7 separate regions of the Mus musculus genome follow, and regions 1, 2, 3, 4, 5 and 6 are each linked to region 7. The links are chromatin loops, found by intact Hi-C in ENCODE. Cell type or tissue: heart. All regions are shown on one strand.

Region 1 (4,000 bases), 1.1 Mb after region 7:
ATTCATTGAAACAGCCGAACAAATCTCATCACGTCGAATAGAATAGATTCCTCTCCAAGAGAGACTATCTCTTTTATTTCATAACCAAGCAAACCTCCATCTCTTCTTGCCAGGCCCTCAGCCCTCAGCCCTCAGCCCTCTGCCCTCCCTGTCTAATCTCTACTCTCCTTTAGTCTGCCCTGCACACCTCAGTAAAACCCACTGTTCTAAATCAAAGTCCTGGATGCTCATCTTGGAAGATACCACTGCAGTTTGACACCTTCTCAGCCATGAACTTGGAATATACCTCTTAAACACTCTGTGTTCCTGCTCCCTCTGTCGTTGCGTTTTATGTTATCATTACATAATTCCTGAGCCTTCATACTTTAGTGAAGGTGGCTATTTAGTTCATAGTTCTGTATACTCAAAAGTCATAGGTAGAGTAGATTCATAGTAGATTACTCTGTAATGAGGGACCCTTCATTGGATCATGATTTGAGAGACGGAAAGGGAAGCCACCATGTGCAGAAGGGCCTGCTGTGTAGGAGGGCTAACTTTATAAAAATCAGTTGGGAAAACACATTGCTAATCCCTTCCAGATCATGCCTACTATGTCACAACTTCACCAGCTCTCATCGCCTCAGTCTTAGACACACAATCAAGAAGATCAAGCCTATGGCTGCCACATGAGCCCTCAGAGATCAAAGCAAATGGGGGCCATCACAGATGCTTGCCTCATTGACCTCCTATAAGAGAAAGAGGAAAGGGAGATGATACAGGCCAATCGTGTGCTCAGAACAATGCCGGACAATTCAGTGTTCAGGGTCCAGCAGCTGCCATAATTAATGAGTATTTACTTGTTCTCAGTGTCTACTTATAAACAAACCTGAGGTTTGTATCCGATGCCTTTAAAACTATGGACTCAGCTTGAGGGTCAACTGCACTGTCTATGGTTGGTCTTTCTTGACTGCCCTCAGCCTTTTCCTACAGGCCCCTGGATTCTGAGCCTTTACTAATGTCCTGAGGATATCACTAACACCTCTCCTTCCACCCTACTGTTTCTGACTCCTGTGCAGCTCTGTACTTAGATGCTTGTCTTAGCTCTAAGCTACTACCTTCACCTGTGGTCCTTATTCCTGCCCATTTGTTCCTCCCTCCCACCACCAACATAATTTCCTTTAGGTTCAGGTACCCTGTGGTTATGGCATGAGCCTTTTCAACCCAGATTAGTGGTGCATTGGGCCACCACTCTATATAATGCATCATAGCCCAGCAACTAAGTTCCCTGCTACCTATTCATAGGTAGCTTCCCAGTCTCACTTGCACAGTGAGGCCTCTGGAGGAGCCCCACTGCATATCAGGTACCCTTCTATCCTTTCTCTATGCCTCCTGGTCTCTGTGATGGTTCCACCTCCTTATAGCCAACATATCACCCACCACCTACACCAAGCACCAATTATAAAGCAGTTATCAATAATAGTTAGCAATCAATCAACAGCTAAGCACACAGTCAGTGCTATTCCGGCTTTATGTGGACGAATCTACCAGGACAGTCTTAGGTACCATTATCCCTCTCATCTTATATATTAAGTTGCAGTCAGAGGCCGAGCTGTGGGCCTCTGGCAATGGGATGAAGACCATCCTCTCTCCTAAGTCTCACACTTCTGTGTCCTTTACATCTGAATTTACAGACACTAAAGTCAGCTTCCCAAGCAAATACAAGCTGTTTTCCCAGCTAAAACTGTCTCTAAGCAAGATGACAGTCATCCTTCATTATCTTCATTCTGCCTTCCTGGCCAGCCTCAGACACTGCGGCTGATGCCTGTTTTCATTCCAGAAAGTTCCTCCCCAGGTGATCCCTGCACAGGCTCAGTATTGCCACACTGCAGGGGTGAGCGGAGCACATAGGAAGTTCTTTGCTGCCCCCTGCTGTTCAGCATGAGCTATGAGGGGGGAAAGAACCTGACAGATTGTCTTCCTCCCCCAAATGTCGGTCTCAGTTTCCATGGATCTTGTTTTGCAGAGGTCTCTCTTAATGCAGTTTAGTTTAGTGTAGCATTTTCCAGACTTGATTTCCATCTCCTCGTGGCAGATGCTTAAGCGAGTCCCCCAGCTAACCCAGGTTGTAGCCCAGCATAGGGAAAGTACACTCAACAAAAAGCCCAAACAGGGATCTGATAGATGCCAACTCTCTCCTCATATGAGACTGGCCACCGAAAATGTCATTTTCTAAACATCTCTCCATATTAAAGACGGATTAAATCAACACTTCACTGTGCTGTTTAAGAACTGCTGGGCTGTTGTGATCATAAAAAGATAAAGAAATAATAAGATATGTTCTATGGGGGTGTGGTGAGGTGTGGGAGAAAGGGGTGCCTTAGCCAGCCCATGCCAAGGCATTCTTCCCCCTGAGAGACCAGCCACACTATGGTATAGCATAGAATAGAGTTTATTTAGGACATGGGGAGGGGAGTTAAGAGAGTAGTAGAGGCAGAGAGAAGGAAAGAGAAGTAGAGGCCAGCCATGACCACGGGGAGAGAGGGGGGAAGGGAATGGAGAGGGGGGGAACAAGGGGGCAAGAGGCAAGAGAGTAAGAGAACAAGAGAGAGAGGAGGGGGCAAACAGACACTCTTAGAGTGGGCCAGACCTACCTGGCTGTTGCCAGGTAACTGTGGGGTGGAGCTTAGACAGAATCCCAACATGGGCCACTGGTTTGTCCTCTGTTTCAGCTGGAGAGAAAAAAAAGGGCCAAATGTTAAGGAGGGCACCAAGCAACACAAAGAAAGGAAAGGAAACCACAAATATCCCTGTGTTAACATCCTTTCACTTGAGAAGTGGCTCACCTGTGAAGTCTTCATTGTTGGTAGAAGAGCTGATGCTCAAAGTGCTAGACACTGGTTGGGGAAGGGATCAAATCCCCAAAGGAAGAGAAGCCTAGTGAATAAAGGATGGACAGTAAATGCAGACCAAAGAAGGCTCCTGCACTTGTCTTCATGGTCCCCTGACCTGGAGGTGCCTGGCGGCACCTGGCGGCAGGTGTGCCTGACAACTTAACTCCCGCAGCCAGTCCCAGAGACCCAGGTTAAATGACGAATAAACAAAAACAAAAACAAAAAAACAAAACCCCTCACCTCCAGCAAAGCTGTTGGCACCTGGAAATGGAGATGAAAGATGATCTGCATTCAAGGACCTCACGACTGTCTCTTTGAACTCCAGAACTATCTCTCATTTCAGCATTGAGGTTGCCTCCCACACATCAGTACCAGGAGCAGAATCCAGGCCCCAGATCCAGGATCCAGCTCTCTGCTGCTCTCTGGTTCCTCATTCTTTCTCTTGCTTTCTTTCTCTCCTCCCAACTTCCCTCTTCCTCCCCCCTCCCTCCGCTCCCCTTCTCTGTGTGTTGTTTTTAGATTATTTATTCAATAGTGCATAGTAACTGTACAACAGTATGAGTCTAACATTTCCATAATGCTCACTGGTCATCTCATCTCCATTCTTATTGCACCCTCCCCTTAATCCATCCATTATACCTTTCCCAAATAGTCCCCAATCGACTTTTAGGTCTCTTTGTAAAAGCTGGCTCTTTACATATGAAAGAAAACATGCATGAGGTAGAGTGACTGTCAGACTACAATCTGGCCATAAGGGGAACTTAGTGTACTTTTGACACATCACCGCTTGTGCACACTGCCTAGTCAGTCATGTGCAGCCCATGAGGAGGAGATGGATTTTAGATGATGGGGAAATGTTTCAGGGAGGTTCTGGAAAGACGTTTGGTTGCCACAGGCTCCTGGCCACCTTGGACTCAAGTCAATTTCTCCATTTCCTGTGTCTGTGGGGTGGGAAAGTAGCCTCTTTGAGTGACCACCTCCCCTCCGAGATTATTTCCCTTGCCAGCCCTGCCACCCTCATATACCTTGTCCAACAGTTTCAGTATTCATACCTGTGTCACTAAGATTTGATTACATAACATTGGACCCCCTCATACACAGCTCCAACCTCAGGTACTCCACTGTATGAA
Region 2 (4,000 bases), 640 kb after region 7:
CTGCTGTTCACAGTTAAGGTGGGTCTTCCTACATCAATCAACCTACTGTAGCTGATCCCTCCGAGCTGTGCCCAAAGGCTAGCCCATTCTAGATTCTATCAAGTTGACAATCAGTATTAACCATCCAGGGCTCCCTGGTAGGAAGCTTCCACTTCCAGCTGGGGCTATGAGAGAACTCAGCTTCACCTGCAGAACGTGGGGATAGTTCTGTGCCCTCTGCCTGCATTCAGAGAGGGAGATATGAATGCGACAATGCATTTGGCACTCCCAACGATTCATGATGTCCAGGGAGCCTCTGACAGTGCTGGCTTCTTCTCAGCCAAAAGAAATTGCCCTGGGCTAGCAGTGGCACCAGCCTGGGATAATTGGCACAGAGTGCTGTACTTCCCTCTCTTGGTTCCCTCCCTCCCTCCCTCCCTCCCTCCCTCCCTCCCTCCCTCCTTCCTCCCTTCCTCTCTCTCTCTCCCTTCCTCCTTCAGTCCCTTCAGCAGCAACCCCTGTGGTTAGACACACAGTGGGGTGTGTGTGTATGAAGAAGTACTGGCTTGGGAGTTCTGTCCTCATGCATTGTGGGGCTAGGATATGCCCTCTCTGGTGAAAGGGCTGGAGGAAGGGTTGCAGACATGTGTGTACAGAACAGAACAAACAAGTAGGCGGCAGAGTTATAAAACCAGGATGTGTTTTATTAGCTAATAAGATGCATCTGCTTTTATTAAAGAGAGAGCCAAAGTGGAAGGGAGGTCTAGGGACTGACTCCCAAAGGGGCACAGAGAGGCTGTGAGCCCACTCACTGGCCACAGCTGTGCCCTGTATTGATGCCCTCAAAGCCTTTCTCTTCTTGTCTCTGCTCCTCCTTAAACCTCTTACTCATGCCCAAGTCTAGTCAAGATGCCCCAGGGTTACACCTACGAACCTGCAGCACTACGGGGGGGGGGGGGGAGAGCTGTCATTGACTCAAAGGTGGACAGGGGAGCCCATGCCAGACAAAAGACAAAGACAGGAAGAATTTCTGAGCTTAATTGGCAATTATCCAACAGACAAAAACACTGTACTGTTTTTTGGGGTTTTTTTTGAGCATTAAAAAAAAATCCGTGGGTTCAGCACGTAACCCTCGGAGGTGAAACTCCCAGAACTACCCCTGGTGTGTGTGTGTGTGTGTGTGTGTGTGTGTGTGTGTGTGTGTGTTTGTTGCCACCATCCTAGCAAGCACTCACTGAGCATCATCCTGGAGTGGGAACTGAGCATCTTTCCCAAGAGAATGGGGACTAGGGATGCAGGCCGAATAGTCAGGACCCAGGCTCCTCTCCAAGGAGTCAAAAGACATTCAAAAACTGGGTTGTGCGATGTGGACAAGAAACTGGAATCCTGGAGGAAACTCTGGAAAGAAGCCCGGGGACAATGGGTTCTAGATGGGAGTAATTCTGTGGTCTTGGACAGGAGGCCTTTCCTTCACCTATAAAACAAACTGAAGTGCCTTTCCGTCTTTCCAAAACGCTGTGTGGAACTGGAGCTTCTCTGAGCAAAGCCTGGACTCCAGTCATCAGAGCTCAGCCCATCCCCCACAGCTCCTGCACTTGTCTTTGGGGACAGCTTGGACCTCGCTGCAGTCTGGTTGGCTCAAACGTGGGCAGATCTGTGGGTCGGAGTCTAGCGCCCCCTGGTGGCGCCGAGACGCACAAGCCCTATCGGACCTCTTGCTGGCCCGACGGTCAGGCCATGACTCAGGGTGCCACCGCTGCCAGAGCAGCGGGAGGCCTGACTGGGGTTCCGTCGTAGGCTGAGCCACGACTCAATTAATTACCAGCTGCTGGGAATCTTTGTTGCTCGCTTGTGGTGACTCACTCCGCAGCCAGGCTCCCTTGCAAAGCACGGGGGCCTTGGCTTCCAAAATGAATTTTGGGGAGCGCACCTGATCAGGTGGAGCTCCCCATCCGGGTACCAGGAAGACCACACGGAGACTTGACTGTTCAGGAATAGCTCACAGCGCCCGATGCCCCTGCCCTGTGGTGCACTCATGATCCTTTAAATTTTACCTGGGAGCATACATGAAGCCCCTAGTCCATCGGGCTATGCGTCTGGGTAGACAGAGGCTGGGGCATGGTCTAGGAAGCTGAAGAACACAGGGTTTCTAAGTCTCCGAACTCTTTCAACAGCTGGGGACGATTCACAGGCTGCTCCTATCTCCATGGACAGCTTCTAGCTCCCGCCTTTTAGCTGTTGCTTGGTGGTCACCAGATCTCTTCATCAGCGTCCATGGCTAGGGACAGAGAAGATAGCCTGGTCGAGGAAACCAAAGCCCGGGGTCTCAAAAGCGTGATTCTGTCTGTCCCAGTCCGCAGCAGCACTGCTCTAGGGGAGCTTTGTGAGCAAGAAAACCTCTGGGCAACCTAAAGAGGATGGGTGGGTGGGGAACCCAGAAGACCTAAACAGGAATCCTGGCTTCTTCCTTAAACTCAAAGGCTAGTAGCTCCCTGGCCAGATCCTCCTGTTCTATTTCCAAGCCTTAACCTGGAGGGTGCCTCGCCGGGGGAGCGCGCGCGGGGGGGGGGGAAGTTCCTGCACTCTGCTCCTCAGCAGAGGAATCAAGAAATGAACAGTGAAGAAGCGCGCGCACTGGGGGAAGTGGGGATGGGGGGTGGGGGCGGGGAGGCTACTGCTGGAGAGGGGAAATGAGAATTCCTGTCCATCCTTTCTTGAGGTGTAACTCTTAAAAGTGGTGGTCTGCGAGATCTCTAGGGAAAAGTAGCGGGGAAGGGGGGTAGCAGGTGCAAGACCACCCGGGACACAGCCACTATCCGAACTAAGGTGGCTGTCAAAACCCCAACAATCTAGAAGGCAGTATCCAGTAGGGCGCTGCTGAGCCAGGTGGCTGCTGCAGCTGGACGTGTGTGTGTGTGTGTGTGTGTGTGTGTGTGTGTGTGTGTTACAAGGGGGAGCGTGTGGCCACTGCTGTTGCACTCTCCAGGGCTCATAGCCCCTTCCTTTTCTATTTCCAACTCTCCCGGTTTTTGTTGTTGTTGTTGTTTTCCCCCATAAAAGGTTAATCTGTCTCCACTGGTCAAATTCGTTTTTCATCCCCAGCTGCAGGGCCCTCAAACTCTCTCTTCACTTTGCCAAGGTTGGGTGCGCTCTTAGGGGAGCAGTACTTTTTCAGAAGGAAGCCACTTCATCCCCATCTCAAACCCTCTAGCAGCTGGCCTCCCATCCCCGAACCCTAGCAGCACCTAGTTCAACCCCTTTCCTTTTCTCTCTCTCTGGCCATCACTCCTGGGCTCCTTCATGTGCACCCTGCGCAGTACCAGGTCTGCTGCAGGAGCTGCCACTGCCGCCTCACCAGCTGGCTGGGGACCAGGCGGGAGGTGGCGCGACCCAGAGGCTGCAGGAGGGAGGGAGGGAGGGAGAAAAGAGAGGAGGGAGGGAAGCCGGTCCTCGGAGTAGCCTGCCCCCCTCCCTCCCGCCGGAGCGGGGCCGTCAAACGCAAACACGCGCGCACGCACACCCGCGAATACATACACTCGGGCTCCCTCCGGCGCGCACGCACAGCGCCTCAGGCAGACCAGAGCGGCGGCTGCCTCTCTGGACTCCTGGACGCCAGAGTCTTAGGATCCTCGGGCAGCTGATGCGCCTTTGCCTGTCCCCATCCCTACCCTTCAGTTCCTCCAGGGCTGCGGGACCCCTCCCGCCGCCGCCGCCACCTCGCCCGCCACCCGGCGAGGAGCTGGCTGGCCGGCCGCTGCCGCGCAGTTCCCTCTTCGTCCCCGAGGTAGCTCCGTCGCGGCTCCTGTCTTGGGCTTCGTCGTGTTCCTGAGCTTCAGAGGCTGAGCAGAACAAACTTCGCAGATCGGCTGTCGCGCGGCGGGCACCCCGCGTGCCCCGCGCGCCCAGGTGGGCACGGGGCTTTCGGATCTTGGGGCATCGGGTTTCCTCGCCCGTTGCCCCTGCTAGATAGACTTTATCCCTGCTTGCAGGGATTCTAGAGACTCCTTCACTTAGCAAACTT
Region 3 (4,000 bases), 380 kb after region 7:
AGAAGGGAGGGAGTCCCTGCGGTAAGCACAGTGGAGAGCTGCTCTCCTCTGCCATCAGTCTGCACTGGGACTCATGTAGGATTGGGAGAGGTGTAGCAGAGGGTTGTTGGGGGTCCTTTCACCAATATTGCTCTGGCTGTTTGCTTTTTCCCCAATTTCTTTTTTCTTTCTATTGGTTGTGTCCCCTTGGTAAGCTAGACAGCATGCTGGCTCTGAAGAAACATTCTGTATCCCACAACTCAATGAAATGGACACGGGGATCCAGCCACACTGTGCAGGTTGCAAAGAGCACCGAACTACCCCTCAAAGTGTATCATCCATGTAAGCGAGACTCACCTCAATGTCCTATGAGTCTCTTCTCCTGCTTCTGCTACTAAGAGGCTTGGCTTCCTCAGAAGGCCTCTCTGCGTATACAGGGCCTTTCCTTCCATCCCAGCTTTACCCTGTCATGATCCGAAGACTGAGGAGAGAAGTAAAACTGGCCCTGGGTAAAACCAAACCAAACCAAACCAAGGGAATATAAGCTTGGTTAGCACTGCAGAAAGTGTGTTCTTTGCACATCTATTCTCCTGTTTATTTGGCTTTCTGTGTTTTATTTAATGAGCACACATTTATTTTCAGGATATGCCAATGCAGCTTCTGACTTGACGCATATACAGTGTTTTCAATTTCACTGATGCTCAGGTTAGAATTTTCAATTAAACTTACACACATCTAGTACATCTTTTTTTCCCTTTATTTTCACTCATGTACTCTGGGGGAAAAAAAAAAACCAGTACTTTCAAAATTAAAGTTAACACGGGGCTGTAAACTTTGAGAGAAGCAATTATTTTGAATTATATTAGTAACCACACAGTTTGTCTTTTACAAGGCGGTGTGAATGATAGCAAGCTTTAACTAAATTCTATCATGATCTGAAGGCAGAGGCAAACTAACAATTAGCATATAAAACCCCGTGGAACAAAAGGAGCCTACTGTCAATCAAACAACCCCTGCAGGAGGCAATCAAAGATTTTATTGGGGTAAAATAACTGATAACCAGAATGCAGGAAGGCGACCCAACAAACATAGTTATAAAATTACCCTCCCCCAACACACACCCAAAAACCCCCAAAACCAAAAAAACCCTCCCCCAACACACATCCAAAAAAAAAAAAAAAAAAAAAAAAAAAGAAAGAAAAAAAAAAGAAAAAGAAACAAACACATCTCTACTCAATTTCTTAGGGAAGGTTCTGATTCCTAGCCTCTTGTTGCCTCATGTGTGGCCCTCACTAACATGAGGCTCTCCCCTGTGAATACTGAAGAAAGAAGAGGAGTGTCAGGGACACAGGGGCTCTTCCCTCGGACCATTGCGTGCGGCACCCTTCCCAGCGTGATCAACAAATAAAATGAAAATACTTTGCTTCCTTGCTACAAGATGCCATATTGCTGGAATATTTAGAAATATAAAAAGGTGGGACTTTAAACTTTCAGCTTTTGGTTAGAAATTATTAGTGCGTCACATATTGCCCTCCGGTGAGCCCTGGGAAACCCCGTTGCCCGGCCCTTCCTGGTAATCCAACCCAATGAGCTTCTTAAAGCTCATTTTGGAAGACATAGTCCTTATTGTTAGCAAATCGCACATGAATCGGGATCAAATTATTGGTTCGGCAGACCAGTAAGGGTACACTGGTCACCCTTGGCCTCTTGTCACTGGGGCACCCAGATTACCACTGCAAAAGGATAGTCCATGGCTCTCACAGTCTGTGCAACAGTGAGGCAGCCTGAATTTCCCTCACAGGAGGGGCTAAGCAGGGAGAGCTATGGGCAGGGCTGCGCCGCACCGCAATGCCGGATGTTCCCCATGCGCCTTCAGTGGACCCGGCTACGTTCCTAACATTGAGCATTTTTTGCTGCTGCAGCCTGGTTCTAGGTGGAACACCGTCACCCTGCAGACATAGTGGGACATTCATTTTTGTCATATCATTATTGCTTGGACACCCTCACTCTGAAGACCCGGCAGGGCGTCCTTAGGCTGTGGATCGTCACCCTGTGTGACAGCATGGATTATCCAGGTAGATGCTATACCACTGGGGCCGTGCGCCAGTCACCATTGGGGTACCCACGTTCTCTCTCTCCCCGTGCCCCTAAACCAAGGACCAAGAGTCATTCTTACCCGCTAGATGGCACCACAGAATGCATTCTTAAAGTGCATTCTGTCGCATTGCCACGCCTGCGCACTGAGATCCGCTGACTGCCTTGCTGCCATGGCCGCGGTGTACCGAGTATTTGTGTGGATAGCCTTCCCTGCCAACTCAGTGGAGCACCCTTAGGCTGCAAGTCTCCATCCAGTGTGGCTGCGCACCGATACCCTAAGGGTTGCTACCTCAGTAGAACCATTCTGATCAACTGTGGGGCCTCATTGTGTGGGCTGCCGGCCTCGTGGACTGGCGTTCCTACCCGGTAGAGGGCGCCGCAGAATGTGTCTCCACCGAGCAGATTGCCGCATTGCCGCACCTGCGCACTGAAGTCTGAGCGGACTCGCCCAGCAGACTGCGTCACAGCTGCCTGCATTCCAGATCTCGACAGACGTCTCTAAAGACTGCAGACTGCGGCACGGCTGGAAGCTGAGCGAACCCCTTTACTACAGCTCTGTGACCACGAACCGAAGAGGACCCGGTGGCTTGTTAGCCCATCTTATTGAGATTTTAGGCCTTGTGTGATAGCTCATCCAAGCGCTGGTGCTATGTAGACGATCATTGCCGCGGCTCTCCGGCCAGCTTCGGCTCTCCGGGAAGATCCGCGGCCTTTACTCTGAAAATGGTTGGATAGAAGACCTGCGACACTGCCGCGGAGCCGGGAGTTTTTCACTTGTGGTGGTGACCGAGGAATGGGCAAAAGGAGGCACAGAAAAAGCCCAGATATCTGTGTCGGTGCAGTTCGTGCGAGGATACCTTCGAGCGTTGAGATACCTTCGAGCACAGAACCCTGCAGCTTGCGATGCAACGGAGAGCTTGGCCGATCTTTTTACCCTGGAGACGCTAGCACAGAGGCTCGCCATCACCCTGTGGATAGGCGCATTGTGGTTGTAGCACAATGATGAGCCATGGAGGTCTCCACGCTTGGCTGGGACTTGGGCGTATGCCGTTACCCAGCCAACGCCTGTACAGCTCTTTGTTATCTTAATCCTGGGGAATTACATATATTTGTGGCTGCACTTCAGTGACTGAACGGATGTTCTTACCTTGGGGATAGAGGCACAGTGGAGCTGCGCACGGATACCCAACGAAGCAACCTTAGAGGGTGGATCACTTGAATGGTTTTGGTGGCGCACTAAGGTTCTGCATGATATTTTTTTTCCCCGCGGATGGTGGCGCAGCAGAGCTGTGCACAGATAACCTCAGAGTGCCTCACCCTATATGGCTGCTGCTTGCGCACTAAGGAATCAAATGGATATCCTTATTTTGGATGATGGTTTAACAGAGTCTGAACTACTTGGCGGATGCCTGCATTGTGGTGGCTGAGCACCAAGTGCCCGAGTGGATTTTAACCTGAGATGTTGGTATAGCAGAAACCCGTATTTGTGGATAAGTGCATCTTGACAGCTGCGTTTGAAAAGCCTAAGAGGATCTTATCCCGAGGATGGTGTTTCTGAGCATCCTTACCCTGAGTGTAACTACATTGTGACTGCTGCACACTAAAAATTTGGGCTTCTTTGATTTATTTATTTATTTATTTATTTTGCCCTAAGGATAAGGGCATTGTGAAACGTCCTTCCTTCCTTTGTGTGGTGGCTGTGTACTAAGGATCAGAGAAGATTTTATTCCGGGAATGGAGGTGGAGTATTTAGACCCCGCAGGCCACTCTGTGGCCATAGCTGCATACAAAGGTTGGGTATGGTAAGAGCGATCATCTTTACCATGTGGATATATACATTGCAGCATCTGGGCATTAAGGATCCAGGCTGATGTTATTTTGGAGCTGGTGGCACAGTGAGAAGCGTCCTTTTACTGTTCCATTG
Region 4 (4,000 bases), 980 kb after region 7:
TGTAATGAGCTCCTTTGCTGGACGTCACTCCAGCCCTGTTGCTATGCACTGGAGAAATTCACCAGGATGACATCTGACACCTAAAGGAATTGTTACGATTTTGGTTTTCTGTTAACAACCTGTATTTTGCTAATTATGGATGTTATTGTCCTATGTTAAACCAACACAAGGTATGAAGATGCATGATCTCTAATTCCTCCACCAATGCTCTGAAGGCATTCATGTGACTGCCTTTCAAGGACCAGGATATTGCAGATTAGAAAGTTGGCAGAGAGCCGTGTTGCTTTCTGTGGTCTGTACTGTCACCGGAGACTATGCTAAGGTCCGTGGTATGTGCTGATACTGGAGACCATGTGCAAGTCTTCGATCTGTGTTTCCATTTATGGTAAAGGGCAAGGAAGTTACTTTTACCATGGTACTGATGACTGTAGACTCAGGTAAAAGAAGGCCTATATGACAACTCCATACACTCTCAAAGGTAACAGCCTAAACAGAAAGCAATCAAAAAGAACTTTTTGTGATTAAGATGCTAAAGTGAGGCTCTTCACAATTAATGACTCTGGTATGGGGTGTGTGGGGAAGGAAATGGTTTTCTTTAAGACTCTGGCCACTGGGAGTTTGATCAGGCCCCGTGAGTATCTGACAATATAAATTGGATTTCTTTTTTCCTTCTTTCTTGGGGGTGGAGGGTGTCACAGGGGTAGAGGGGCAACAGACTGGGATATGGATATGATGGGATGCATGATGAGAAATTCTCAATAATCTATAAAAATATTATAAAAAGAGAGAGTAGAGATTTGTGGATGTGCCTCAGCACAGCCTACACAGCAAAGCAGGTGATTGCTGTTAAAGTAAGAGTGAGCCAGAAAGCCCACTGAGTCGCGTTATTGCTTTCCAAGTGAAAATGAACCTAAGATTTAGAGAAAGGGAGCAACAAGTCCAATCTCAAGGTGAGACAGCAGGGTGAGGATTCGGTCTTCCAGCTCACTCCAGAGACAAAGTGCAGTATAGAGTCTCCTGCTAGGGTCTTCATTTTCTCTCCAGAAATATGTGCTCAGGGTCCCCAAGAAGCTAGCCCCTCTGTGTTTAGCATTCACAGTCACAGGAATCCCAGGGGAAATCTGACTCAACATTTTGATGCAGACAAGATCACACTTCTCCAAAGTCCCCTGCAATCTAAGCTGGGGAACCAGTAGAGAAGAGATCGTAGGTCTAGATCGAGCTGGTGAGAAGGGTCTGCCTTTTCACGCTTTATTATTATTATTATTATTATTATTATTATTTTAAGCATGACATTTTCAGTCAGCCTATGAGTTTTGACCAATTTCCTTTTTCTCATTGGACACCAGTTAGAGTTACTTTCTATCCTCAGTAATTCCAGCCTGACCCTGGTGTGAGACTTGCATATTCAGAGACTTGCAGGATACAGGAGGTGAATATCTGAAGCATATCATGAGTATATCAGCCAGACTTGTAATTTCCATGGACTGACTGTAGACTCAGCAAGCAGCAGGTGTCTAGGTTCTGCAGCAAGATCAGTCTTGACAACAGTGCTGGCTTCTCATTCAGGTTCAAAGCTTCCTTATTTGGAAGGCCACAAGACAGAAGTATGATTGGCACCAGTGTGAATGTAGAAAAGATGGAAAGCCCAAGGCAGAGCACGCAGCAAGCCCACTGTCATGGTGGCTCTGGCTGACGTTGCTCTAGTGATTTCACTGTTCAACCTCAGAAGGATGTTTAAAGCTTGGTTATAAAAAAAATCTCAGGTGGACGCTGGGGTCATCTGTTTGATGGGTGGCTGAGTCACTCTGCTGAAGAGCACAGCGGAGGGCGGGTTCTGATGGACTATAAAACCTGTGAGTGGGAAGAGACGTGGGCTGGTTTTGTTTTTCTAAATTGCGCTGTTTCCACCAAGTTCTGTTTCCATGAATCCGAAGAGGCTTTTTCAGAGCCGGGCTTGGAGGCAGCTGCAGAACCAAGCAGCCATCTCTTTCTGGCCACACAGTGCCCTCTGGTGGCCGAGAGCCTGTGCATTGGCGGCTCCTGCATAGAGGGGATGCAGGCCAGCTTTCTAAGGCTCTCTGGGCTATTTTGCTTCTTAGTAGGGGAGCTCTGGGAGAAAAGAGCAAGGGCACAGAAAACACAGAGCAGGATAGAGCAGTGTTGCTGACTTGGGCGATTAGCTGCAGTTCCTTGCCTTTTCTCAGTTCCCTGTTAAAGTAGGTGAATGGCTGAAGTACCTCTAGAATTGTCTGATACATCTGCATTTTAAGCAACCGTTCTCTGCTACATGAATTTCCTAGAACTGAAAAAAAAGATTGTGGTTATTGTTCTTTTCATAGGTGTTAGCTAGCTGCTAAAAGTGGAAGCTCACAGATCTCTACCATCTCTGCTTTATTCCCTAGCTCAAAAGACCCAGAGCGGGGAAACAGCAAAGCAAGAAAATAATGATTTCAGTTGCTGCACTGACATTGAACGTTTAAAATTTTAAGACCTTTGAGTTGATGCACAGTAATTGTGCATATTATGGGGTATTGTGTGATGTTTTATACATGTGGGCAGAGTCTAATAAATCAGGGTAATTAGCATATCCGCCTCTAGCAGTTATCATTTCTTTGTGGAGAGAACATTAAACATTTTTTCTCGTTTGAGCTATTTTGTATTCCTCTAAACTAGTCATGCAGCGTTCTCATTACTATTCCAGGCTTGCTCTGTGGAGAGCCACGGAGTTAATAGTTCCAATAACCACACCCAATCCACAGGGCACATCAAGGACTGAATCACATAAGCAGAGTCCTCAGGGGAAAACAGGAAACTGTTGAGGTCCCGTTTACCTCAAAAGGATAGCTAGGAAAGGATACTGAGGGCGACAGTCTGATGGTACTGTACAATGCCAAGTTATTTTAAGCAAATAATGCACACAAGCATCTAGAAGTAATAAAACCACAGGCAGAAATTATTAAGGAGTTTTCAAAGAACACAAGAGATGAAAGTAGGGTAGTGGTTAGTAGACCTACCAGCCAGATGGACAATTAAGCAGCTATTTAAAATTAGAATAGGAGGCATGATGGTGGAGACAGGCAATTGTAAGACAAACCCATGGGCAGAGTGCAAAGTGGCAGGCACTCATACCTAAAGAGGATGCGCACATCACCGACAGTACCAATTTATAAAGATGACATTGAATTAGGACTGTCCTGTCTTATGCTGACACAAAAATGAAGATTTCTTTTATAAAGATCTCTACACAGTTTAAGGTTTATCTTTCTCTGTATTAAAATGCAAAGGCTCAAGCTTATTCCCGGCTGTGCAATATGAAATCAAGGTGAGGCATAGCTTCAGAAGGCCTATTTTGAGGGGCAGTTGTTTGTGCTCAGGCCTGAACTGGTGACAGAGCTCCTGAAGATTAATAGTTAGGGAAGTTTTAGCAGTCACTGGAGATGAAGTATCCAGGGTATTAGGGGGGGTTGTGCCTGCTAAGTACATAGACTTGCTGTATCCATCTTGCTGTTGGCCCAACTAACCCTTTTGAACAGCGTCCCAACAGCACCCACCCAAAAAGCGCCCCATGAGGATTATGTAGGCTAAAGGTTTAGAAAAAAAAATTGGGAAAGTTCATAGAGCCAGCTGCTTAATATCACTCCCATCATGGTAGTTGCTTTCATGCAAGAGGCTACAAGATGTCCCACAAAATTTGAATTTTAGAATAGGAGTTCTCTGTGGCTCCCTGGGAAGATGAGAGGCAAACATGGAACTGGAGAACAGAGATTTAAAAGAAAAAAAAAGCAACAAATTCTCCACCCATATTTGAGGGTGGGTGCTGGTTTTACCAACAAACCAGGGTTGTTGTTTTTTTCCCTCCAGCATCTCTACCCTAGGCACATGACAGTAAATATGACATTACACAGTCTTTATATTTTCATTTCACACCCATGACACTGAAAAGAAGAATCCAGCAAGCAAATGAACATAGCCTTCTGAGTCCGCCGACTGGGCAACA
Region 5 (4,000 bases), 95 kb after region 7:
GTGGTGGTGCATGCCTTTAATCCCAGCACTTGGGAGGCAGAGGCAGACCTATCTGAGTTAAAGGCTAACCTGGTCTACAGAGTTCCAGGACACCCAGATCTACACAGAGAAACTATGTCTTGAAAAATGAAAACCAATCAACCAAATTACATCTGGCTTGCAAAGGACTATATTACAGACATAAGGTGCCAGGCGTCTGTGTCTATTTCAGTCCCTTGTTTTCTCATAACTATAATAAAAATCAAAAACCTCAGACTGAAAAATGACATCTCATTTTGCCCAAATACCTTCTAGGTACAGAACTGACAAGAGCCCAATGCTCAGAAATAAAAACTGAACCTTCCCCAGGGTTCAGTATTATCTCAGCTAGTACGTGATCAGAGAACTGTCTGCATAGTGATTAGGTCCTTAACACTAGAATGAAGCTTACAAAAAAAATGTGAATCCTAGCACCACACAGAAATAAGAGGAAGACCACCATGATCTTTTCCTTTTTTTTTGTTTTTTGTTTTTAAATAGGTTCTACTTTTTTGTTGTTGTTGTTGTTGTTTTTTTTTTTTTTTTTTTTTTTTTTTTTTGAGACAGGGTTTCTCTGTGTAGCCCTGGCTGTCCTGGAACTCACTCTGTAGACCAGGCTGGCCTTGAACTCAGAAATCCGCCTGCCTCTGCCTCCCAAGTGCTGGGATCAAAGTCATGCGCCACCATTGCCCAGCCACCACCATGATCTTAAGATGATTTAGAAATGAGACATGTATAGTTTACATGTAAATATACACCACTGTCTAAAAGGGGCTTGTTATCCTAAGATTTGTATTTGGCTTTGGAGGACCAATCCAAAGATACTGGGGAACTATTGTTATTTTATCAGGATCTACTTAAGGTTGACTCTATTGCAGTCACAAGATTTGTACCTTTGTCCCTAGTCCAAAATATTGTAAAAAAAAAAAAAAAAAAAAAAAAATGCCACGCACTGAATGAAGTTCTAGAAGCAGAGGCTGGAAAAGAAGGTAGAGCCAATAGTCATGGCTGGGTCTCAGAACAATAAGGTTCCCGGCCTACCACTATCGAAACCAAACTTTAAACCAGGAGTGGGGTCAGGAAATTTTAATCGCCGTACTCAGAAGGGCCAAGACCAAGGTGGCAGGGTGTGGTGGCACAAGCCTTAAACCCCAGCAACACTTGGTAGGCTGAGACAAGCAGATCTCTTTCGAGTTCAAGGTAATTCTGGTGGTTTACAGAGCTCCAGGATAGGGAAAACATACTGAGAGATGGCTGGAAATATAGAACAAAATAAGAAGACAAAGCGATGTGTGTTGGGAGGGGACTATGCGGTTATAATTTAACTTGTGACAGCGGATGTCTGCGTAAACTCTGACTACCTCCAGAGTCCTGAGGGCTGAAGAGCCCTAGACAGCCTTGCAAGCCGTCCTGGAAGCTTGGAGAACCTTCCCGCATCTTCCTGGGGGAAGTCAGAGTCAGCCCGACCTCCCGCACGACATAGACCCGCCTCAACTCGCGCACGCAGCCGAACCCTTAACTACGCGTGCGCGAGGCCCAGCGGGGAGTGACGCGGGAGGCGGGGCGCAGAGGACGCTGGGAGCCAGACGATCCTGCAGAGCGAAAGCGGCGCAGTGGGCGGAGCTGAGCCCGCGGGAGGGGAGGAGGAGGTGTGTAGCGCGCAGACGCAAGAGAAAGAGGCGCCGCGCGGCCCCCGCAGGGCAGCCAAAGGCCAAGGCGCGTGTGTGCGGAGCCCGAGGGGCGGTTGGTGCCCGCGCCCGCCCCTCTCGTCGCCCCGCCGGCCGCTCACCGTGGCCTTGGCCGTGAGCACCAGCGCCTCCTGGTTGATGCTCGACACCTCGGGAGAGCTCTTCATGATGACTCGGATGCGGGACAGGGGCAATGACACGAGCCGCTGGTCCCCGCACTTTTCCTTCCCCACGGCCGCGTCCGCCATCTTCCGCGTCCGTCCCGGGCGGCCCGTGATGCTTCGCGCGGCCGCGCCTGCGCAGACGCTGTGGAGCGCGGTGGCCCGAAAGCCTGGGAGCCGGCGCCCGGGAAAATCCCTCTCGGAAACGCCGGGGCAGTCTCCCGGAAGAAGCGCTCTCAGGCGTCCGAGTGCTTGCTCGGGCAGTCCCGAGCTGCACAGATTTGTCCTTTCAAAAACTGGAGAGATGTCTTAGGAGGTCATGTTCTGGAGGGAATCAAACGAACCATGGCAACAGTTTGGCCAGAGGAATAGGGAGGAAAGGCGGCCACTACCCATGTCTTTCTTGAGGCGTATGGGGATTAGCCTGCTAAGCAGACAGGTGAACTGAATGGTCCTAGAGTCTTCTGTAATCCCACCACAATGCCAAAAGGATCACCAAGAGTTCTAGCCAGCCTGGCCACACAAGGTCTTGTTGAAGAAGATGGGCCATGACTTTAGAATGAAGACTATTAGAAACATCCTATCAAGTGGTCTGGAGGGAGCGTCCAAGAATATCAGAAAGTGGGACTCCACGGCAGATGAAACCGTGAGACCGTGGACTTTTGCTTAGATGAGCTGTGGAGTAAACTTGGGAGAGTAAAGTTGATGTGGTCTGAAGAGAACAAAAACTCCTAAGATGGCACTAAATATAGTTGGAGGAACTAAATCGGCAGGGTTTTATAGATTGGATCATGTTTGGTTTTAGTGTCGTCATTACCGTAGTATATCCTAGTCCAATAAACATAAGATACAACTGTCCCTCAGTATCTATTGGGGGATTGGTTCTAAGATCCCCACACATACTGAAATTGTACATGCTGAAAAGTCTTTTTTTTTTTTTTTTTTTTTTTTTTGTGTGTGTGTGTGTGGTTTTTTGAGACAGGGTTTCTCTGTATGGCCCTGACTGTCCTGGAACTCACTTTGTAGACCAGGCTGGCCTCGAACTCAGAAATCCCCCTGCCTCTGCCTCCGGAGTGTGTGCGCCACCACGCCCGACAGAAAAGTCTTAAATACAAAAGACGACAACTGCATAACGCCTAGGCACATTCTCATACAATACCCATGTCTTCTTGATTAAGTGCTTCGTGAATGCCATATGAGTAGTTGCTGGACTGTTAGGGAACAATGATGAGAGATTTCTACATGTCCAGTCAGCAGGGATGGGTTTTGTTTTGTTTTGTTTTGTTTTTTTTCCTGAATACTTTGTATCCCAGGTTGTTTGAGACCATAGATGTAGAACTTATATCCAGTGTTAGTGTCAGGCACGAAGGCACAGTTGGTGAGCAAGCTAGCTGCGTGCTCTCAATAAGGCTATGTTCACCCAGATGTCTGGGGAAAGAATACCATTTCCAGTGGGAAGTGTCATAACTGGTAAGCTGGCCTCTGAGAAGTGATGTTTGTTCTCAGATCTGCAGCAAAGGAAAGCCGTTAGACAAGATGAGTTTTGCCTGCCTTTCACATGCTTCCTTTCACCCAAGTGAGGCAGACAAGCATAGGACTGTTTTAGGAAGCTAGGATGCCACTAGGCTTGGGCTGTGCACACTTCTGAACAATGCCACTAATAGCCTATGGTACCACTCTCCCCATCATGCACGGGAGGATTGGCACACAAACACACACCGCTCTGAACACTGGAATGTTTCTCCTCCACTTAGTTGGTATAAACTTAGATTCTATTTGGTTGTGTTCTAGTAATGAAAGGAGAAGGAGGCCAGCCAGAACTAGTTTGGAGTGCATGCATAATAAAGCAAACTGTCCTTAAAGTGAACTCTTAGGAAAACCCATTTTACCATCTTATTGCCTAGTTGCAACTGGGTGTGCATGCAGTTAAAAATCAAACATTATTGGAGGGCATGTAAGGTAGAAAAGTTGTAATCTGTCAAAATAGTGAATCACCCAAACTATACCCCCTTAGTAACTAGCTCCCCTCCCTTCAGATCTCTGAAGCTAGGGCAATAATAATGTGAGGCCCCTGAGTATCTTCACTGATGTGACCCACTGTTTTCTTGACCACACACTCCTAATCTGTATTGC
Region 6 (4,000 bases), 47 kb after region 7:
GAACAATGTGCCTAGAAATGCTAAACATCAGGTGTGATCCTTTCAGTCAATGTGCTCCTGTAACAAGCCCATTTCTGCACAAAGGCTGCTGGCCTGGCTGGGTTGAACTGGTCGGTGCTGAGGGTCTTTTATGTGTCTCAATGAAGATTGATAAGTGGGTGTGTCAGCTTGCTTGATAGCTTCTTGGGTCAGAAACCTGTTGGTCTCCCTGTTGTAGTGCACACCCTCCAGACTGGAAAGAGGGTGGGCCGAGACTCTGCTGTCACCTGGGCCTCTGTGGTTCCTATCAGGTTCCTGTCACGCCATCCACAGCCATCCACAGGAAACCCTTTCTGAAAGGAGGCCCGACTCAGGCTCCCACCAGGCACTGGTGTGTGGCTGGCAATGGTCACGTGGTGTTTTACGGACGCTGCTGCTCTTTTCCTGTCGCTCGGCGTCACATCTGTAAGAAGCTGAGGTTGCCATGGTTAGAAACTGCGTCAGTTCAGTCTCTCGGCAACTGAGGGGGCTGGGTGCTGCAGACTGAAGCAAGGGCCAGCCCACTAGACTTGCAAATGATTGGGAGAGCTCCTGACTGGTTAGATATGCAAACCTTTAATGTTCTTCATTTCGCTGTTAGTTGTGGGAGGCCAGATTCAGGTCCAAGTGATGTTCAAATAGTGTGGTGCCTCATTGTGGGATCTCTCCTCAGGAAGCAGCCAGTGCTCCAGTGTGCTTGCATGGTGATATGGTGTCTCCCCAGGACCCCACTCCCATCCCTAGTGGAGAAGAGCCCTGCAGTACAGCTTGGCAAAATGGGCTCAGCAGCAGGCAGCTGAGTGCTGCGTTCATGCTTTCCCAGGTCCCAGGCATAACTGTGCCTTGCTGCCCCCACCCTGGCCTTTGTCCTTTCCCCATTGTTCCATGCACAGCAGTCTCTGTGAAAGCCAGGATGGGCCCAACATGGAGCCTCTGATGGCCAGAGATCTGTCATTGTTAGCACTGTGACACCATGGTGAGTCCTGTGTAGCCCACCCTCCAGCAGTGTCATATGTCCCTCAGTATAGCCTGGCCTAATGGGAATCCCATACAGCCAGCCCTCAGGAGATAGCTAGATGCCTTGTTGCTTGAGGGCATGGCTAGACTCATGCAAAATGAAGTTATTGTAGGGGAAGTGTACCGCTTCCTCCATCCCCCTTTCCTTCTGGCCAGACTTGAGCCTCTCTGTGGTCTGCTCTAGTGGTTTTAGAATGCAGAATTTTAGGTTTTAGAATGGTTTAGAATTTAGTTGGGTGAATGTGTTAAAGTAACAATATTACCTGTCCCCTGGCCTGGTATCGTAGTTTTAAGTCATTATCTCAAAAGGACAGATACAGGGTGTCAACCTTCTGAGACCCAGGGAACGTAATCAATGGCGTACCCTGCTGTTAGTATAGTTTGATGATATCTACATTTATAGGCAACGTGGCTCCATTGTGTACAGTAATGAGGTCCTATTTCTTAAGATACACAGTAGGATTACATCAGGCCACAGATATCTACGTTTAAAAAAAAAAATAGTGACCCTTAGAGTCTGTGGCAGGAGGGTTAGTAGATTTCCCAGCACCCACAGCAAGCAGCTAACCAGTTCCAGGGGATCTCCTGCCCTCCACAGGCACTGTGCTTGCATGCACACACCCACACACAATAATACATGTAATTAAAAATAAAGCAAAAATCTTTTTTCAAAACAACAAAATAGAAGAGCAGTTTTAAAATATTTAATGTGTCTGTGTAAAAGCTTGGGTTGTTCATAGTGTTCTGGAAAGGCTGGGGTGGGAGGCAGTCTGAGCAAACTTTTAACTCCGTGCCCCAAGGAGAATAGTCCCCCCCCCCCCCCCCCCGCACCCGCCAGTTACTGCACAGCAGTTCCCAGGGCCGGAAAGTGGGGTGCAGTGGAGAGCTCCCTCAGTAGCCTCTCACCGCCTCTGTACTTCAGTGTCCCTGCATGGAACGTGGCGATGGTGGTGTGACCTGTAGGTTCTCGAGAAGTGGGGCTATTTGCTCCCTGTTGGCCAGGTTGAGACCTGGTGGTTTGCTGCCGCCCATGTGTTCAGCATGCAGACTGCTCTAGAGTACAGAGTGCACAGGTGATCCTGAGGGCTCGCTTTAACAGCTTAGTGAGGTCAGGGGCCTGGGGCGGGCCTGGGGCGAGCCTAGTCCGCAGGGCTTCCTTCTAGATGTCTGTACAACTAACTACCTTCTGCTTGCCTTGGGGAATAGTGAGTGAGGAGATTTATTTGGAAAGATGTTGGTGATGGTTATGCACCATGCCTGTGACTGTAAAAAGTGGGGTTGGGGGTTTGTGGACTACCATGGACACACAGACTCACAACAGAGGTATGGGTGTCTATTCTACAACTTTGAGACAGAAATTCCAACAGTTACCCCTTCAGTGACCCTTGGTACTCTGATGTTATGGTAGCAAACACTATCTGCCCCATGTAACTCATTAGAACATTCTCCCACATTTGTGTGACCAGAAAAATGAGATGAGCCTACTTCAGGTTCTAGGTTGTCTTTTTTTTTTTTTTCCTCCCCCCACAGAAGAGGGTAGAAAGCCACATGACAGATGGAACCCCTGGTCTCCTAAAGGGCCTTCAAAGCTAGTGTGTATCGGACAGATGCCAGCCCGCAGCCTCACTGACGTCTTGCTGAACTCTCTGCCTGTTCTAGGGAAATTGTGGAGCACATGGTCCAGCACTTTAAAACTCAGATCTTCGGGGACCGGAAGCCAGTGTTTGATGGAAGGAAGAATCTGTACACAGCAATGCCCCTTCCGATCGGCAGGGACAAGGTGAGGATGCATGTGCCGGGGCCTAGTGGGGTGAGATTCAGACAGCTTCCAAGGCTACTTGTTTCTCTTATGTAGGAGATCGCGTCACCTGGGAGGCACGGGCGGCTGCCGTGCGTGGGCTTCTTCATGAGGGCGCGCTGAGGTTCTCAGCGAGGCTGCTCAGATGCAAAACACTCCGAAGTGCAACCCACAGTCCACCACATACTGTGTGTGTGTGTGTGTGTGTGTGTGTGTGTGTGTGTGTATGAGAGAGACAGAGTATATGTGAGAGAGTATGTGTGAGAAAGAGAATGTGTGTGTGTGAGAGAATGTGTGTGTGTGTGAGTGTGTATGTGTGTGAGTGTATGTATGTGTGTGTGTGAGAGAGAGTGTGAGTGTATGTGTGTGTTTTCTGCTGGCAATATAACAAAGCGGAAGTGCTGCAGCCGCCTCCTCTGCAGTGGGGAGGAGGAGGAGGAGGAGTCAACCTGGTGTGGTAACCATAGAAAATGTTACCTTCCCTTATTATTTTTAGCCTTATCGTGGCTTTATTTAAAAAGTAATAAAGCGTCTGTCCAGACTTTGACAGTCTGAGAATGAAGGGCGGGCACAGTTCCTGCAGGCCTGGCAACGGTTGTTGCTAAGTGACCACGAGCCTTGGCTCCTTTGTGCCTGTCTGTATTCCCAGTGGGGCCAGGCAGTCGTGGTACCTGGTGGCTCTGCTCCAACTCTCTGTGCTGACAGGAACGCACTATGTTAGGGCAGGGAGGGGACACTGACTGCACAGCTCTGTGTCATGTTCTGATCTCCCTGCCCCCACCCCCAGTGGCACGTGGGTTGTCGCTGCCACTCCAGGAACAGATAATGGGCGTAAGGCTCCAAGTTGGAGGGAATCCCAGGACTGGGTGTGAATGAACTGAGCAGGCCCTCCCTGGCAAATTAACATACTGTGAATTGGAGATTTATTGATCTTAAGGTTTTGTGTTTAATTTACACATTGTTTTTATTTAAAGCTCTATAAGAAAGAAAAGCATAAGGAGTTTATTCACAGTTTTGTTGGTACAGATTTATAATTAGACACTGGGAGGAGCATGAAGAGAAAGCTCCTGAAGGAGGGATGTGGCACCTCTTGTGCTCAGATGCAGATACACAATCAAACGAGCTACCAGCCCAGACTGGAATGAAAATAGACATAGTATGCATGTC
Region 7 (4,000 bases):
CAAACACGTATAGGCCAACCTGCCTCTGCCTTTCAAGTGCTGGGGTTAAATGCACACACCGCATCATGCCTAGCTGTTTTTGAGATGGTTTGTCGATCCCCCTGCCTCAGTGCTAGGATTACAAATATGACCACACCGACTTGAAGGAACTAATAGGCCCTAAAGTTGAATCCTTCAGGCCCTGTAGCATTGGAGCATGAGGTGTGCAATGCCTCGGGCTCTCTTTTCTCTTTCCTGGGGATTATTGATCAAAACTGGGAGTGCAAAGTGTTTTAAGAGATGGGCTGGCCTGCTTCATCAGCGTCCTGTGCCTGAGTGTATAGCTACATACAGCACCGGGAGCCCCAACCCAAGAGTGGGAATTGAGCCGGGAGGGACCGAGGCCTCCAACGATATGTGCCAGGCCAGACTGGGAACTGGAGAAGGTTCTAGGCATGAGTGGAGATGACACCGTTGTAAGTTGAGTCCTAGCTTGCAGGCCAGAAAGAAGGCAGGCCCAGCTCTGCAGGTGGGGTATGGGGGAAGAGGTGGATCGGGAATGAAATTGTCAGAGGGAGCGATGGTGTCCTTGGCTTGGGCTGTGGGTCTGCAGATCTTTGGATGGTGCATCAGCGCAGGGGAGGATGGCTGTACCCTGGAAAAGGGCACTCTGAATGCTAGTGCTGAGTGGCTGGATGTGAGCCCGGGACTTAACTGGGCACTGAGCTGTGGAAGGAGGCCGACAGGAAGCAATGGCATCCTTCCACCAGCAGAGGGCAGTGTTGTGTCTCAGCAGAGACACAATCCAGCCTTCCTGAGATAATCCTGCCTGGAAACAAAAGTTTCCCAGCCTCCATCCTACCGCAGAGCCTGCAGCTTTTCTCCCAGGTCCTAGTGTTACGCTGTCAAGCAGGCTCTGTGGGCCTCGGAGGGAAACATGGCTCCTGGAACGGTATGCTGCAATCGCAGGTATCCAAGGGGCTGCTCCACACGGCCCTTCCTGCTAGACGGACACCGTAGCTACTACTTAGCTGTTTTTAGGCATCTCTGAGCTACTTTAATTTTGCTTGTTTGGGATCTTCTCCCTCCCTCCCTCCCTTAGAGGCAGGGACTCCTATACTGCCTCAGCCTTCTGGAAGCAGAGCTGGATGCATGGGAACCCTCACAATAATGGGAGTCACACCGCCAGGCTGATGTTGGCCTGTTGGCTCAGGGCCAAGCACACCGCTGCACTTAGCAACACTGACTGGATCCCATCTGCAGACACACTCTACTGTCTTTCTCACTCCACTCTAGAGGGAGCGCGCACGGTGTCCATCTTCGCTGTGATCCCTGTGATGAGCAGCAAGGCCCACAGTACCCAGGCTTCCCTGTGCTCAGAAACACGTGTGTAATCATGCGCAGAGATATATATATATTTTTGGTGGCGTTGAACCCAGGGCTTCTTGATGCCTGGCAATTTACCTACTTCATGTTCCCCAAAACGACTTCATGACTTTGGGGGTAGGATGTCAGTGCTGGGAGCAGACCCAACGTCAGTGCTCCACTGCTGAGTGAAGTCTAACACCGCCTCCCGCCGAACACCACCTCCCCCCCCCCCCCACCTCACCGCATCCCCATTAGTTCTGTGTTACCCTGACTGGTTCTGAGCCAAGATGACTCCTGAGTTCAGCAAATCCTGTCTCCATCCCTAAAGTACCAAAGTATTGGTACCGCAAGGGCTAGGTATGATTGATTACCCATTTGTGTCAATCACTTGGGAGAGGGGTGGGGGCAAGTCTTTCTTCTATGTATCCTAGACTAGATTTACGGTTGCCATCCGCCTCCCTCGACTTCTGGCTAGCTGGAATGGCAGCCCTGCAATGCTGTGTCTAGTTTCCTCCTCCTCCTCCTTTATTGGAAGGAGAGCTGCTTTTCTTGTTCCTGGGACTATCTTTGAGCACTACACAGAATATGGAGCCTACCCCGATCCTGGGGTCCCTGCAGTAGGACCCTGTTTGTCTTTGGCCTGGGTTCTCAGTATGGGCTTTGAAGACATTGCAAAGCCTGCAGGGCGAGGCAGGAGCTGACACACCCGCCTCTTCTATAGAAAGGTTCCAGAGGCAGCTGGACAGGACTAGGAGCACACGCCAGCAACAAGTGAAGAAGGGACATACGTGCACAGAGCATGCTGGTCTAGCAGGCCTCAGAGCAGAACTTGGGGGCTCGGAGGCCAGAAAGCGGGAAGCCCCGACCAGATCTGCTCCCTGACAGCTGATAAAATTTAATCCTGAACTTGCTGGGCTTCCTTGGTGCTTTGCTAGGATTATCTAGGTTGTGGAGTCGCGCCGGGAGGTGGCGGTGTGGTCACGCGCACGGGTCTGGCCGCGTCCAAGTTCAAGCTCTGGGTGGGGAGCTAGCTTCCCGTCGCCGTTTCGTTAATAACTTAAAGAGCCAGGCCGAGGTGCAGGGGCGGGTGCGTGGCGGGACGCGGCCGAGGCTCTGCCACTCGGCGCGGGAGGACTCCGACTCTGGTCGCAGTGCCGGGCTGGCCGCGCCCGGAAACCAGACGTCGCCTCGCTCGGCCGCAGGGAAGGTCTCGGCTCGCGTGCCCTGGGTCGCTTCTGGGGTCCCTCATTCAGGGCAAGCACGCGGGGGGCCGCCACAGCGAGTCCCCCCCCCCCCATCCCGCCGGCGCGCGCCGCCTCCAGCCTCCTCCCCTGCCCCCCTCTCTCCCTGCCACCTTCCCTCCTCCCCGCCTCCTCCCTCCCCGCTGTCCCCTCCTTCCCTCCCTCCCCGCCGTCCCCTCCCTCGTCGTCCCTCTCGCCCCTCCTCCTCCCCTCCCTCCTCCCGCTCCCCTCCCCCTCCGCTCCCGCCGCCTCCGCCCGCCGCCCCGGCCGCGTCGGGTAAACCTGTTCTGCGAGGCGGCCGCGCCGGGGCGGATCGAGCGGCCGGCGGCTCCTCGCGGCTCGCGGCGTCGGGGCCCGTGGAGCGCGCGGCCGGCCCTCGGCCGCGGCCCTCGGCAACGCCACCATGTACTCGGGAGCCGGCCCCGGTGAGTCCGCGCGGCGCCCGGCACTCGTGCCGCGGCGGTTGGCGGTTGGCGGGCGGGGCAGGCGAGGGCGGCGGGGCCTGTGGGGCCGCGGCGTAGCCTCGGGGCGGCCGGGCAGGGCCTCGGGGCCGGGAGGCCCAGTGCACCCGAGCAGCGCCACCGGGACGTGTGCGGGGGCCCAGGCTCGGCCTGCAACGGGTCTCCGTCCTCCCGCAGCGCTCCTCCCGCCGTTCCCGAGCGCATAGCTGTGGGGCCCAGCACGGCGGGCCTGGGGCGGGGAGCTGGACGGGTCGGGAACCGAACCACGGGGCCCCGGGACCGCGATCGGTCGCTTGGACGCAGTTTCACGCCGGGCAGCCGCCCTCCCCATTCAAGTGCTAATCGCCCTGCGATTTCCTAGCGGAGCGGGTGGCCGCCGTGGCACCCCTTTCCCACCAGCGTGCCCGTTTCTCTGGAAAAGTTCCAGAAAACTTAAAAACACGGACGCATTTCCCCACCCCGCTCCTGGAGCCGAGCGGAGGGCGGTTTACTCGCGGGGTTGAGAAAACAAGTGTTGGGGAGGCTTTTTCGCCTTCTCCCGCCAGGCACGTGGCTCCATTTCCCGGCTGCCCCGCCGCTTGCTCGGGCTCAGCCTGCACCCCTTTGTCCGCCAGGCTGTACTTGGCGCCCGCGGGCCCTCCCTGCTGCCCACCTGACCTAGTGGTTCGGCCCTGGGGCCTCCCCAGACTTCTTCACTGTGGGGTCTGGAAGCCTCCCAGATCCTCCCGGGTTCCCTATGGTGCCTGCTCCGGAGCCTAGTGCGCCTCCGCTCCTGATGTCACAGGGCTCCTCGAATGCCCACTGACCAACTTGTAAATGCGTTAAAAGGCTTCCCAACGATTTGAAGACCCTTTTAACCTTGCGCTTGGGAGGTGCCCGGGTCCTAGGGACAGATGTTGGGGCCTGGAGGTCCCTGCGAAATGGCCAGCGGCAGCCTCCTGCCAGATTGGG

Evidence for each region. A loop is a pair of places that touch in the nucleus more often than their neighbours do. Peaks named below come from ENCODE experiments on the same cell type or tissue, not always from the same donor. Only the 100,000 strongest peaks of a DNase experiment are listed, where the experiment ranks them.
Region 1: it touches region 7 in a loop (5-fold over the local background); 11 of 42 quality-filtered maps call a loop at or near these places.
Region 2: a loop joins it to region 7, with 11 times the contacts of the local background. A loop is called at or near these places in 16 of 42 quality-filtered maps.
Region 3: a loop joins it to region 7, with 2.2 times the contacts of the local background. A loop is called at or near these places in 7 of 42 quality-filtered maps.
Region 4: it touches region 7 in a loop (4-fold over the local background); 4 of 42 quality-filtered maps call a loop at or near these places.
Region 5: a loop joins it to region 7, with 7 times the contacts of the local background. A loop is called at or near these places in 12 of 42 quality-filtered maps.
Region 6: a loop joins it to region 7, with 2.2 times the contacts of the local background. A loop is called at or near these places in 22 of 42 quality-filtered maps.

Annotation. Positions count from the first base shown.
Region 1 is chr15:72,081,729-72,085,728 of GRCm38, reverse strand. It overlaps a transcript of Col22a1 not described here. Among named protein-coding and RNA genes, the nearest start is that of Col22a1, 50 kb to the right of the region's middle. In heart, a CTCF peak has its summit at 1,914 (motif pointing left); no DNase peak of the experiment used is centred here; H3K27me3 peaks cover 492 bases.
Region 2 is chr15:72,547,235-72,551,234 of GRCm38, reverse strand. It overlaps Kcnk9 (potassium channel, subfamily K, member 9), which reads left to right and starts at 3,536. Exons shown (of 2, transcript NM_001033876.2): 1 at 3,536-4,000. In heart, a CTCF peak has its summit at 1,661 (motif pointing left); a DNase peak (open chromatin) is centred at 1,654; H3K4me3 peaks cover 447 bases; H3K27me3 peaks cover 3,921 bases.
Region 3 is chr15:72,808,538-72,812,537 of GRCm38, reverse strand. The region is part of intron 16 of Trappc9 (trafficking protein particle complex 9); the gene reads left to right. Peg13 (paternally expressed 13) reads left to right here and starts at 2,214. Exons shown (of 1, transcript NR_002864.2): 1 at 2,214-4,000. In heart, CTCF peaks have their summits at 2,200 (motif pointing right), 2,400 (motif pointing right) and 3,321; DNase peaks (open chromatin) are centred at 1,717, 2,217 and 2,507; H3K4me3 peaks cover 2,740 bases; H3K27ac peaks cover 1,600 bases.
Region 4 is chr15:72,204,157-72,208,156 of GRCm38, reverse strand. No RefSeq gene overlaps it. Among named protein-coding and RNA genes, the nearest start is that of Gm23217, 49 kb to the left of the region's middle. In heart, a CTCF peak has its summit at 2,015 (motif pointing left); no DNase peak of the experiment used is centred here.
Region 5 is chr15:73,088,391-73,092,390 of GRCm38, reverse strand. It overlaps Chrac1 (chromatin accessibility complex 1), which reads right to left and starts at 1,979. Exons shown (of 3, transcript NM_053068.3): 1 at 1,808-1,979. The coding sequence starts at 1,954. In heart, no CTCF peak of the experiment used is centred here; DNase peaks (open chromatin) are centred at 1,151, 1,620 and 2,010; H3K4me3 peaks cover 1,820 bases; H3K27ac peaks cover 1,579 bases.
Region 6 is chr15:73,136,808-73,140,807 of GRCm38, reverse strand. Ago2 (argonaute RISC catalytic subunit 2) reads left to right here. Exons shown (of 19, transcript NM_153178.4): 3 at 2,695-2,815. Among named protein-coding and RNA genes, the nearest start is that of Gm31725, 30 kb to the right of the region's middle. In heart, a CTCF peak has its summit at 1,651; DNase peaks (open chromatin) are centred at 397 and 3,547; H3K27ac peaks cover 2,238 bases.
Region 7 is chr15:73,183,774-73,187,773 of GRCm38, reverse strand. It overlaps Ago2 (argonaute RISC catalytic subunit 2), which reads left to right and starts at 2,827. Exons shown (of 19, transcript NM_153178.4): 1 at 2,827-3,013. The coding sequence starts at 2,992. In heart, CTCF peaks have their summits at 2,319 (motif pointing right) and 3,650; DNase peaks (open chromatin) are centred at 743, 2,373, 2,693, 3,403 and 2 weaker places; H3K4me3 peaks cover 2,771 bases; H3K27ac peaks cover 3,488 bases.